Linked DNA regions of Mus musculus: region 2 is linked to region 1. A link is a contact called in ENCODE Hi-C or POLR2A ChIA-PET data. All regions are on one chromosome and are shown on one strand. The core of a region is the stretch at or near the end of the contact, and the rest is flanking DNA. Distances in the headings are between cores, read along the strand shown.

What was found. A loop is a pair of places that touch in the nucleus more often than their neighbours do. ChIA-PET counts read pairs that join two places held with the same protein, here RNA polymerase II (POLR2A).
Region 2: POLR2A ChIA-PET joins it to region 1 with 12 read pairs in Patski. The contact joins the promoter of Fibp here to the promoter of 4930481A15Rik in region 1. A Hi-C loop is called at or near these places in 1 of 37 maps with a recorded cell type or tissue (T-helper 17 cell). POLR2A ChIA-PET finds 5 or more read pairs at or near these places in 3 of 5 experiments (Patski and embryonic stem cell).

The regions. Positions count from the first base shown.
Region 1 is chr19:5,402,634-5,409,183 of GRCm38, forward strand. 4930481A15Rik (RIKEN cDNA 4930481A15 gene) reads left to right here and starts at 4,182. Exons shown (of 4, transcript NR_027938.2): 1 at 4,182-4,450.
Region 2 is chr19:5,457,398-5,463,947 of GRCm38, forward strand. It overlaps Fibp (fibroblast growth factor (acidic) intracellular binding protein), which reads left to right and starts at 3,210. Exons shown (of 10, transcript NM_021438.4): 1 at 3,210-3,381; 2 at 3,564-3,762; 3 at 3,993-4,119; 4 at 5,135-5,235; 5 at 5,774-5,907; 6 at 6,207-6,315; 7 at 6,390-6,453. The coding sequence starts at 3,297. Ccdc85b (coiled-coil domain containing 85B) reads right to left here and starts at 166. Exons shown (of 1, transcript NM_198616.4): 1 at 1-166.

The sequences.
Region 1 (6,550 bases), core at 2,932-5,431:
GAACTGCCTTGGGCCTTGCCTCTGCCCCTGCAACCTGACCTGGTATAAGCTCCCTACTTCTCTAGGCCTATGTTTATCCATCTGCTTTTGAAGGGATATCAGAACTTGTCACCTCAAAGGGCCCTCAGGTCCTGTGAAAATGCCCCATTGCTGCACAAGGCAGGCCATGGCCTTCTGGCCGCAGGATACTGTGTCCCTCAGAGAGGCAGCAAGCCCCTCAACCTGAGAATGACAGAACTTCAGCCATACTTGTTTCCTGAGCCTAATGGTGTATATTTATACATTGACTGGCTTTGTTTTGAGCATTTTGTTTTGCTTATTTTAGACAGTGTCTCACATGTAGCCTAAAAAAATTAAAAATTAAAAAATAAAACAAAAACAAAAACAAAACATGCTGGGCAGTGGTGGCACACACCTTTAATCCCAGCACTCGGGAGGCAGAGGCAGGCAGATTTCTGAGTTCGAGGCCAGCCTGGTCTGCAGAGTAAGTTCCAGGACAGCCAGGGCTACACAGAGAAACCCTGACTCAAAAAATCAAAAACCAACACAAAAACATGTAGCCTAGCTAGCTGGCCTGAAAGTCACTGTATAGGCCAGGCCGTCCTTGAACATACCGTCCTCTGCTTTTCCTCTGCTTCAAGAGAGCACTGGGATTAAAGGCGTGCGCCACCACACCCAGCTGGCATGTACATATTTTAAACCTCTCTAGCCATGTAAGGGCCCATTGGATCTGAGAACTCCTGGTTCACTTCATAATTGGGGGAGCACATGATGAGTGGTTGGAAGTTGCCACTGAGCCACTAGGCTTAAAGGGAAGAAGAACATAGGATTACCGAATAGCCGCTGGGCAAAATACAATTTTAAATTTCAATTAAAATAAAAATTTCAAATACAATAAAGTTCAAAATATGATTTAATTTTCAATTAAAAGAATAAGCCTGGGTCTGGAGAGATGGCTTAGCAGTTGAGAACACTGACTGTTCTTCCAGAGATCCTGAGTTCAATTCCCAGAAATTACATGGTGGCTCACTACCATCCATAATGGGATCGGATGCCCTCTTCTGGTGTGTCTGAGGACAGCTGCAGTATATATATGAAAGAAAGGAAGGAAGAGAGAAAGAAAAGAAAAAAGAATAAGCCTGTCATTTTACTGTTTCTATTGCTACAATAAAACACCATGACCAAACAGCAAGTTGGGTGGGGGAAGAGTTTGCTTGGATACATAGTTCATCATCCAAGAAATTCGGGATAGGAACTCAAGCAGGCCAGGAACCTGATGGCAGGAGCTGATGCAGAGTCCATAGAGGTGCTGTTTATTGTGTTGCTCCCCATGACTTGTTCTGCTTCTTTCTTATAGAACCCAGGCCCACCTGCCAAGGGATGACCCCAGCCACAATGGGCTGGGCATTCCCACATCAGTCATTAAGACTAAAGGCTTGCTACAGCCTGATCTGACACAGGCATTTTCTCAACGGAGGTTTCCTCTTCTCAGATGATTTTAGTTTGTGTCAAGTCACTATAAAGCTTTGTGGCATGCCTGTATTGTTAGTATTCTTCAGTGAGACATGCTAAGTAAGGCGTAGAGATATATAGGACAGGAAACTTATTCATGGAATTAACTTATGTAACGAGGATGGCTCAGATGCCCCACAATAGATCATCTGCCTGCAAGATAGAGATACCAGCAGCAGTGGGGCTTCAGAAAAAGTTGAAAAACTTAGAGCCAGGGAACTCCTCTTATAACTTATAGTTCATGGTCAAAAGCCTGAGAACCAGAGCTCCCTGGGGCAAAGGCCAGAGACGCTTGAGTTCTTTTAATTTGTTTGTTTGTTTGTTTGTTTGTTTGTTTTTCGAGACAGGGTTTCTCTGTGTAGCCCTGGCTGTCCTGGAACTCACTCTGTAGACCAGGCTGGCCTCGAACTCAGAAAAATTTTATTGTGTGTGTATCTGGGGGATGGGGGGACACCAACATGCCACCGCATATATCTGGAGGTCAGAAGACAGCAAAACTCTAGGAGTCCTTCCTGAGGATTGAACTCAAGCCATCAGGCCTGACGGCAAGTGCCTTTACCTGCTAAGCCAACCACCTTGCCACCCAGGAGCCTGGAATTCTGGTGGCAGCAGAAGTTAGCAGAGCTCCTGAAAAGTCCTGTTTTCTTCCTGTGTCTACCCCAGCTGCTCCAGCTGCGTGGATGATGCCCATCAGCTGCCGGGGCCCATCTCCCTGCTTAGTTCACTAAGACTCGTGGTCTAGCTTCTGGAAGCATCTGTGCTCTATTGACTACTTAGTCTGGTGACGTTGACACCCAGAATTAACCATCATAGAAATTATTCTATTTGTTAAAGGCAAGGTCTTATGTTTTGAACACTGGCCTCAAGCTATATGTAGCAAAGGATGGATTTGAACTCTTCAGCGCCTGTCTCCACCTCTCATATATTGGAATTACAGGCAGAAGTTTCCAACCCATTGCACTTTTGCCTGAGACAGGTTTGTTTGTTGTTTAGGGTTTTTTGTTGTTTGTTTTCAAGAGAGGGCCTTACTCTGTAGCCCTGGCTGTCCTAGAACTCACTCTGTAGACTAGGTAGGCCCTCCAACTCACAGAAATCTGCCTGCCTTTGTCTCTCAAGTGCTGGGTTTAAAGGTATGTGCCACCAAGCCTAGCTCTTGAGATGTGTTCTTGCTGTGCAACCCAGGCTGGCTTTGAGTTCTTGATCCTCTTGCCCAGGCTCCAAGTGCTGGAACTGTAAGTGTGTGCCACATTTTAATTGTTTTTAATTTTTTAAAAAATATTGACATTTTTACTTGATATGTATGGGTGTTTTACCCACAAGTATATCTGTATGTATATCACATGAATTCAGTGCCTGCTGAGGTCAGAAGAGAACACTGGATCTGGAAAGGAGTTACAGTTGTGAGCCTCCATGTGGGTGCTGGGAACCCAACCGAAATCCTCTGGAAGAGCAGCCAGTGCTCTTATCCTCTGAGCTGTCTCTCCAGCCCCAGCCTGATCCACACTCTGCCACTTTTGACCCTCATCCTTGTCAGAAGTATGAATGGATTCAAATTGGATTCTATCTATCTATCTATCTATCTATCTATCTATCTATCTATCTATCTATCTATCTAAGAAAGAGTCTAATGTAGCCCAGGCTAGCTTTGAACTTGCTATACAGACAAGGATAAACTTCAACTTCTGATCCTCCTGCCTCCACCTCCCTAGCGTGGAGATTACAGTGCTCGCCACTGTGCCTGGTTTATTTGGTGCTGGACCCTTAACTCAAGGCTTCTTGCATCCCAGGCACGCACCCTGCCTCCTGAAACGTGCTCCCGGTGCAAGGGTAGATTTCTTAGACTTTTACACTTATTTATCTATTTGTGGATAGGCTGGGGTGTGTGGTCTGGGATGCATGTGACCACTGGGAGGATAACTTATAGTCAGTTCTCCCCTTCTGCCGTGTGAGTCTCAGCTGTCAAGCTTAGGTTGACGTTATGTTTCGTGGCTCCTTTACCCGCTGAGGTGTCTTGCCAGCCTCTAGGGTAAATTTTGAGAGAGTGAGTTGGTAATGACATCAGTTTGGAAACAGCTGGTATCCTGCTGAGATCTCAAACCTGAAGCTACTAAACTGTCTTCTTTCCCTCTTCCTGTCCTCCTCCTCTTCCTCCTCCTCCTCCTCCTCCTCCTTTTTTATGTTTGTTTTTTTTTTCAAGACATGATTTCACTGTGTAACTCTTATTCGCGTTCTCACGACCGGCCAGGAAAGAACACAACAAACCAGAATCTTCTGCGGCAAAACTTTATTGCTTACATCTTCAGGAGCCAGGAGCGCAAACCCCCAGCCCCAAAAGCGAAAGCCACCCCAATCTTACATCTTTAGGAGCCAGAGCTCCGGCGCGCCAAAGCGCAGAGCGCGCTCTATTGTTTACATCTTTAGGAGCCAGAGCGCCGGGCGCGCAGAGCAAGAGAGAATGGCCGAAACCCCGTCCCCTTTAAGGAGGAGTTATCCTTCGCTTAGGACGCATCACTCCCTGATTGGCTGCAGCCCATGGCCGAGCTGACGTTCACGGGAAAGGCAGAGTACAAGTAGTCGTAAAATACCCTTGGCACATGCGCAGATTATTTGTTTACCACTTAGAACACAGGATGTCAGCGCCATCTTGTGACGGCGAATGTGGGGGCGGCTCCCAACATGTAACCTTGACTGGACTGGAACTCACTCTGTAGACCAGGCTGGCTTCAAACTCAAAGATCCACCTGCCCCTGCTGGGTGCTGGGACTAAAGGCCTGCACCACACGCCTGACTGGTGAATTGTCTTCTAATTCTAAATCTGGTACTAAGTGCTCTAAGAAAGCTCAAGAGGCTCACTGGTGTTGTGGTGGCCCAGGGCGTCAGTAGTGCCGTGACCTCCAGCAAGCGTATGGCCTGGCAGTGGAGACTGACTAACCCTAAGGTAAAAAAACGGATCCTGTGAGGGGAGCCCCCATAGAATGGGTCTGCGTGTGCCAGAGGGAAGAAAATCAGAGCCATCGAAACATAGGGGCTACCATTTGCTGAAGTTGGGGTCGATCTGGAAAGGTGTCCCAGAAAACACAGGCAGCACCCACAGATAAGAACAGCTTTTGTAGTTTAAACTCTTTAAATGTGTAAGGATGTTTTGCTTGCGTGTATGTCCGTGCCCCACATGCCCAGAGAGTCCAGAAGAGGGCGCTGGTCACTGAAACTGAAGTTACAGATCGTTATGAGCCGCTATGTGGGACCTGGAAGCTGAACCCTCTGTGGTACACTCTCCCATCTGTGGTACACTCTCCCATCTGTGGTACACTCTCCCATCTGTGGTACACTCTCCCATCTGTGGTACACTCTCCCATCTGTGGTACACTCTCCCATCTGCTGAGCATCTCTTCCTGCTGGAGTAGCTTTATCTTGCTGGAGTAGCTTTATCCAGCACCTGGAGGAGCCAGTCATGCCCACTCCTCCTTTACCACCGTTCTCCTCCCATCCCTTTACAATAGGAGAGCAGGAGTTTGGAGTAGAGGGTGAGGATAGGAAGGACGCTTCCCTCTGTGCTCGATGGTAGGGGCTCCACTGGCCAGGAGAGCAGCAACTGTGTTGTTCTAAATCAAGTTCAGAGAGGCGAACACAAAGTAAGAGTGAGTCAAGCTCAGAGATCTGACGGTGACGTAAAACCAGTCACTTTATTTTAAATCACTCATTCATTTGTTCTATTTATTTTTATTGTTATTGTGTGTGCATGATAGGAAGGGGGTGGCTACTGCCACAGCATGTATGTGGGGTCAGAAGTCAACTTTGTTCTCTCTTGCCACTTTCATGTGGGTTCTGGGAATTGAACTCATGTCATCCGGCTTGCACAGAGAGCACTTTCCCCATTGAGTCACCTCACTATCCCCTATTTTATGTTTTAGGGGGGTCACCTCCACTATCTTACTCTGCAGCTCAGGCTAGCCTCAAATTTTCTTAAAGGTGTGTGCCTTCATGCCAGGCTAGCAGAGATTTCTTTAGTGACTTTAGAAGACTCCAACACTGGCTGCTAATGGGAAGTCAGATGGGGGTGGGTCCAGAGAAGACACTCGTCAGGGAGACTGTCACACACTTGAGCTGAGGGGTGCTGAGAGAGAAGAGCAGAAGTCAGGATGCCTTGGGGTCAGGAGAGGTCACGGAGACCAGGCTAAAGTGACCAGCACAGAGATTGTGACTTTTGAGGTGGCGCACACCTTTAATCCTAGCACGTGAGAGCAGAGGCAGGCAGATCTCTGTTGTGAGTTCAGGACCAGCCTGGTCTACCGTGTGAGTTCTAGCACACTCAGGACTATATATAGAGACCCTGTTTCAAAAACAACAACAAAAGAGCAAAGACTGCTGGGTAAGTAAGGGCTCTCAGCCAAAGGAACAGTATTTCAACAAAAGGGAAGTGACTAACTGTGAGAAGAGCCACTGAGAGGTCAAGACAAGGACAAAACTTAACAAGTGAACTTGGCAACCTTACTTGCTCCCTAGGCCCCGTTCTCTAAGGCATCGTGTAGAGAGCTCATTACAGAGTCCAGCTAGGCAGAGTTAGGATGTGGCTGGGAGCTTCTAAGCTTGATGACCTGACTTTGATCTCTACATGGAAGAAGAAGGACCCACATGGAAAAAGAAGACAGATCCAAGTCCTCGGACTTTCACAAGTACGCCATGACATGCACAGCTTCGCGCCTTCCTTTTTGTGGCACAGGGTTGTTGTATGACATCATTTCTGGGGCGATAAGAAGAAGCATCCTCTCAGCCCAGATAGAACTAACACCGTGCCAAAGTAAGATCCCAGTGTGGGTGAGGGGTTACTTAAAAGAGCAGAAGCCACTGAAAAGGAGCTGCAGTAACAGAGCTGGTCCCCAGCAAAGCGGAAACCTGCAGCTCACTGCACAGCTTGCAGGCAGCTCGGCAGCTCCTTTCTGTGCTTTCAGACACGGCCTCACTGTGTAGCCCTGCCCAGCCTGGAACTTGTTATATAGACCAGGCTGACCTCGAACTCCTTCTGAAGCGATGGTTAAAG
Region 2 (6,550 bases), core at 1,960-4,459, 54 kb after region 1:
AGTTGATCAGGCAGCTGCAGCATCGCCCGCCCACGGCCGAGGCTCTGGAGCCCCTCCTCGGGCCGGTTGCCTCTCAGGCTCCGACCCGGGCTCTGGCTCCGAGGACCGTAGGCAGTGGAAGAGGCAGCGTAGGCTGCAGCAGCTACCCTGGGGTGGGCACGAGGCAGGGCGCGCGCCGGGGCGGGGCCTCGTGATGTTGCCCAAGAACAGCCAATCCAGAAAGTCTCCCAGGAAGGGGCGGAGCCTAAGCCTGTAGCTCTCTTTTCTCGCCCACTCCGGACCTGGGTGTCACGACCCTCAAACAGTAGAGACCTTCTCTCTCCTTTCCTTCTATGGTCATCTCAGCGGGACTTGAAGGCGTTACAGGACTCCATGTTCCAAAATCCCTCGAGCACTTTTTGAGAAATGATATTCAGGTGTCTGCCTTTGACTCCTTCCCACTCCGCAACAGAAGCTAAACAGATGGCTTACCAGGCTCTTCTTCCTTTCCGAGAACTATGAAGCATCACTCCCTCGCAGCTACTCCGAATCTAGAGTCAAAGGTCCTGGCCCATTCCCAACCCTCCCTCCCTTCCTCCCAGGGACCGTTTCCTGCCTGCAGGATGGGCCATCCAAAGGATTTGTTTGTTTAATAAACCTTTGTTGTGTGAAAGGTCCGTGTAGAAATACGCTTAACAATAATCCTGTACTTGATCAAAAAGGTCAAAATCTGACAGAAGAAGCCAAGGCTACACAGAGAAACCCTGTCTTGCAGAGAGAGAGAGCGAGAGCGAGAGAGCGAGAGAGAGAGAGAGAGAGAGAGAGAGAATCTTTTGGGGAAGAGAGAGAGGGCAGGCACAGAAGCTCACGTTGAGCATATGGCTCAATGACAACGCACTTACCTAGCATGTGGAAGGCCCTGGTTTATTCTTGGACCATAAAAAAAGGATGTGATACAGAAGTAGTCTCTGAGATCCCCAAAATATTTCCCAAAGAGGAAATACCTGAGGGGCCATTAAAGATGCATAAGATGCCAGCAGGGAGTTCCAGGACAGATAGGACTATGTAGAGAGACCCTGTCATCAAAACACAAAATACAAGACTGCCAAGAGAGAAAGAGTATGTGAAAGAAGCAAGAAGTGTGGGAAGAGTCACTGCTGCCCTGGAGAGTCTAGCTCCTTTAGGATTAAGCGAGGCTAGTTCTGAGAGTCTGGTAAGCGTGGGTATATGGGAAGTGGTAAGATGAGGAGGCTTTGAAGAGCAGGGTATATTGGTGGCTCCTATCCTGCAATCCCAGTGCTTGAGAGGTTGAAGTTGGAAAGGGAAGTAGACTTCAATGGCGGATAGATGTCGAGTTCTTAAGGACCTGCAGTTCTGGGCTAGAGGCTTGACAAAGGCCAGGTAGAATTTTAAAGAGGGAAATAACATTTCAAAATGTTTTGAGACAGGGTATGTAATCCTGGAGAGCCTGAAAGTAGACCAGGTTGGCCTCCAATTCACGGAGATTCTCTGGCCTCTGTGTAGGAATTACAAGCATGAACCACCACAGTCAAGAAAATATACATTTTAAAAAGACTTTTCTGAAGCCAGTTGTGTTGGTATTTGCCAGTAATCCCAGCACTTGGAAGGGAGCTGCAGGAGCCTCAGGAATTCAAGGTCATCCTCCCCACAGCAAATTCAAGACCTGATCTGTAGGAGACTTTGTCCCCAACTCTGTCCCCGCCAAAGAAGTCTCCACGTGTGCTGTGTGGGGTGGATTCTGGTGGCAGAGTGCACTGTAGATGAATAACACTGTGTCAGTGAACAGAGAGCTGTGCAGAACTAGGCTGGCACTGAGTCAGTGGGGCGGGGAGTAAGCCGCAGAGAGAGGCACTCAGCAGGCACATCAACAGCTCTGAATGCCTGAAGAGAGAAATTTGGGAGATAGCCCAGGTTTCTAGAACGAGATGGGTGCTGAGGCTGCCACGGAGATAAGAGTACAGGGAAACAGACTGGAGCTGAGAGGGATCTGTCTAGAAACCCTAAAATGTGCTCCGCCTAGGGACCAGAAGTGGAGTGGGAGACCTGGTCTTATAAACCAGGACCTCCTCCAGGACCTCCTCCCCCTGTCTCTAGGTAGCAACCCGCAAGTGCACTGAGATGAACTGGCTTTTGTAGAACTCATTTTCCCCCATTTTTCGAGACAGGATTTCTCTGTGTAGCCCTGGCTGTCCTGAAACTCACTCTGTAGACCAGGCTAACCTCCAATTCAGATATCTGCCTGCCTTCCAAGTGCTGGGATTAAAGGTTATACAGGGTTAATTTTATTAGTAATTATAGCCAGTAAGCTATATTTATGTATTATACAACAGTGCATACATATGTAGAGATCAGGTGATAAGGACTAGGTATACTGGTGGTTCCTATCCTGTAATCTCAATGCTTGGGAGGTTGAAGATCAAAGACTGCTGCCAATTTAGACTAGCCTGGACTACAAAGTAAGACCTTGTCTTAACAAACAAACAAAACAAAACCTGGAGCTGGTTCTTTCCTTACACAGTATGGGTGCAGGAGAACGAACTCAGGCTTGGTGGCTCCTGTGTAAATCTTTTACTGCCTCATGAAAAGACAAAGAAGACAGCCTTACTAGATGGGTGCCCCTGCAGATACCTACTTCCAGGCAGAGCTCTGAAAGACTTTAAGTGAAGTCACTAGCTTGTGTGTGGGTGTAGTATGTGGTGAAAAACTGGGGCTGGAGAGAAAGCTAAGTGGTTACAAGCAAGGAACCACAACCATATGTGCAACTAACTCATATTTGCCTGTAAATTTAACTCCAGGGGACCTGATACCTCAGGTCTCAAAGAACATTTGCACTCACACGTACACACCCTCTCCCCACATACACATTATTCAAAACAATAAAAATAAATACACTCCGGGAACAAGAAAAATGGTCATCTGTCTGTCTTATGGACAATGGAAGTAAGGGCCACATACACCTAGCAATCGCTACGATAGAACCTTGGAAACATTCTAATTTAGGATACAGGTCAAAACTGGGAGGCTCTGAGAAAACTGAGAAGATGGGAGTGACAGAAGGGGTTAACGGGAGAATCTGCAAGACAGGGTAGACTGAGAGAAGACTATCCCGACATCTTCCGAAAAACCGTTCACAGAGCTGAGCGGTGTCTCACTAGCTCCGTCCCGGAAGTGGTCCTTCATCAGCTCCGGGTGCCCGGAGCAAAATCTCCGAACTCCCGGAAGTCGCTCTGCGGCTACTCGCCCGGCCGGGGCCCGTACAAGCTCCAGCTTCGGGCGAACCCGGCCCGGGCATCGTCATGACCAGCGAACTAGACATTTTCGTGGGGAACACGACCCTTATAGATGAAGACGTGTATCGCCTCTGGCTGGATGGTTACTCAGGTCTGTGAGCCGCCCTCCCGGGAAGCTGTTGTTGGGGATCGGGAAGAGGGGGCGTGGCTAGGATTTAGGCTTGGTTTAGGGAAGTGGACAGACTGCGGGAAGTCGGGGAAGTGTAAGGATTGGAGGTGGAGGTGGAACCCCTGGAGGGCCTCTAGGGTCTTATGGTAGCGCCCACTCCTCAGTGAACGATGCAGTGGCTCTGCGAGTACGCTCCGGAATCTTGGAGCAGACGGGAGCCACCACAGGAGTGCTGCAGAGCGACACCATGGACCACTACCGCACCTTTCACATGCTTGAGCGTCTGCTGCACGCGCCGCCGAAGCTGCTGCACCAGCTCATCTTCCAGATTCCTCCCTCCCGACAGACACTCCTCATCGAGAGGTGCTCACCAGGGGTGGGGGACGGGGGTGGGTACTGGCAGGGATGTCAGTCAATCTGACTTATACCCATTTTGTAGACTGAAGCTGAGTCTGGGGGGAGGGTATTGGGATATACACAGGGGTAGATGGGGTGAACTCAGGAAATTAGAAAATTGAGAACAAGAGAAACCAATTCCAAACTCCCTTCTCCTTCCCTAATGGATCACCAATAATGACCTGTGCCTCCACAAGGTACTACACCTTTGATGAGGCCTTTGTTCGGGAGGTCTTGGGCAAGAAGCTGTCCAAGGGTACCAAGAAAGACCTGGATGACATCAGCACCAAAACAGGAATTACTCTCAAGAGCTGCCGGAGGCAGGTGGGTTCTACACATAACACCACTACCTGTCTAGCCCACCTCTGGATCCTTCTTACTACTCTAGCCCCACCTCTAGCCCGTGGTCTAGCCCATGATTGTGGAACCAGTTCCTTCTTCATATAAACCCTCTCCTCCCTCCACCTCCCCTCTGGCCAGGCGGACCAGGCTTAGGCTCAGTCTGACCGTGGCTTTCCTTTGCTTATAGATTTTCATTGGCTCCCACTGTCCTCGACCTTCAGACTCAGGTTGGGTCACTATAGACCTCTCTGGACTTAACATTTCTTGAGCCCCAAGTTTGTTTTTGTTCATGGTACTCCTGCCTAGAAGATGCTGTTCTTGGCCACATCTATCCCTTGAAATCGACAAGGGAGCTAGATCCTACCTTATCCATGAGCCGTTTTGGTAGCATTCATGCCTTGTCTTTAAGGGAGAAGTACCAGGGTGTAAACTGGGCGCAGATGGCTATGGGTATGGGTCTGGGCTCTTGCTACAACCTTTATAGGCCTTGAGTGCCTTTCCTTTGTGTCTAGAATGAGTTCGTGTGTGTATGCTGCTTGGTTCACTCCAAGTTACTCAGGAGAATCCGTTCTAATTCAGGCTCTTGAAGAGCCAGAGATTGACGGTCGTGATGCTAAATTGAACTTAAGGACAGGAATAAGTAAGCATTCTTTTAAGGAAAAATGCCAAAGGCTGGCAAACATTGTCAAATGATGGTAGTTATTAATACCTAGTCATGCCAGGGGTGCTGGCGCATGCTTTTAATCCCAGCACTCAGGAGGCAGAGGCAGGTGGATTTCTGAGTTCGAGGCCAGCCTGGTCTACAGAGTGAGTTCCAGGACAGCCAGGGCTACACAGAGAAACCCTGTCTCGAAACAAACAACAAAAACCTAGTCATTTGTTGAAGTGTTAGTGCTAAATTAGTACCTGCCCACCAGATAGGAGGACAGGAGGGAGAGATCCCATAGCAGCTCGCTCATGAACGTCTCCTGACCAGTGTTCTGTAATTGCCGGACAGTTTGACAACTTTAAACGAGTCTTCAAGGTGGTGGAAGAAATGCGGGGCTCCCTGGTGGACAACATCCAGCAGCACTTCCTCCTCTCTGACCGGTTAGCCAGGTGAGGGTCGCCGCCTCCTCTCTGACCGGTTAGCCAGGTGAGGGCTGCCACCTCCTCTCTGACCGGTTAGCCAGGTGAGGGCCGCCGCCTCCCTTCCTACTCGAGGTTTCCTGGGCCCTTAGCCTGTACGCCTTCCCTCTCCTAACCCTTTCCCCTCCGCTCTTCTGGAGGAATGATTATTCTGTTAGTGACCTGTAAACTGCATCAAATTGCCAAGCGTAAGGCATTTGTAAAGCATTGAAGAAGTGCCCAGTGATGCAGTGTGGCCTTCCGCTGTACTCCTTAGGAACTCCTCGTAGAGGTGGGAGGTTGGTAAGGAAATGGTCCGTGGTTGGTCCCTTGGTGAGTTAGAGCAGAAACACACCAGAGCTAAAATGTTGAACCAAGACTGCAGGTGGGAGCTACCTGCTAAGAGGGATTTAAAACAATAAAGAGTTTCTTCAAGCATGGTTCTGTGTAAGCTTACTCATCAGACACTGCTGTGTGAAGCAGAAAAAGGGATTTCTGGTCCTAAGAGAGCCACTGTCCCTGTCTGCAGGGATTACGCAGCCATCGTCTTTTTTGCCAACAACCGCTTTGAAACAGGAAAGAAAAAGCTGCAGTACCTGAGCTTTGGGGACTTTGCCTTCTGTGCAGAGCTTATGATCCAGAACTGGACCCTTGGAGCCGTCGGTGAGGCCCCCACTGACCCAGGTGCCTGGACTCCCTACCCCCTTGGGGACTGGTTCCCTGCTGTCAGTTTGTCCTAGCGTATAGATAGCTTCCACAGCGCCCTCAGCCCCAGACCACCTCTACGGATAGTCCCCTGGCTCCACGCACACCTGCCTGCAGGCCAAGGGTTCACCACTGCGTGGCCTGGGGCATGACATTCCTCTTTCCATCTCTGAGACTCCAGTGAGGTAGTGGTGAAGAGGGTTCACCTCCCAAGATGGTCTTTCATGCACCCACAACGTCTTTCATGGCCTTCGCAGACTCTCAGGTGGACGACATGGATGTGGACTTAGATAAGGAGTTTCTCCAAGACTTGAAGGAGCTCAAGGTTCTCGTGGCTGACAAGGACCTCCTGGACCTGCATAAGAGGTGACTGTGGGGTCCGTGAGACCAGGGATAAAATACTCTTAGTCGGCTAGAGACATAACTGCATCTTCCTACAGCCTGGTGTGCACTGCCCTCCGGGGAAAGCTGGGTGTCTTCTCTGAGATGGAAACCAACTTCAAGGTCCGTTGCCCTGTGCAGACCCTTCCCCCTAAAGTGTCAAGAGCCTCCTGTGCGCTACCCCTGCCAGGCAGCTCTGCTCATTCCTGAAGGTGACCAG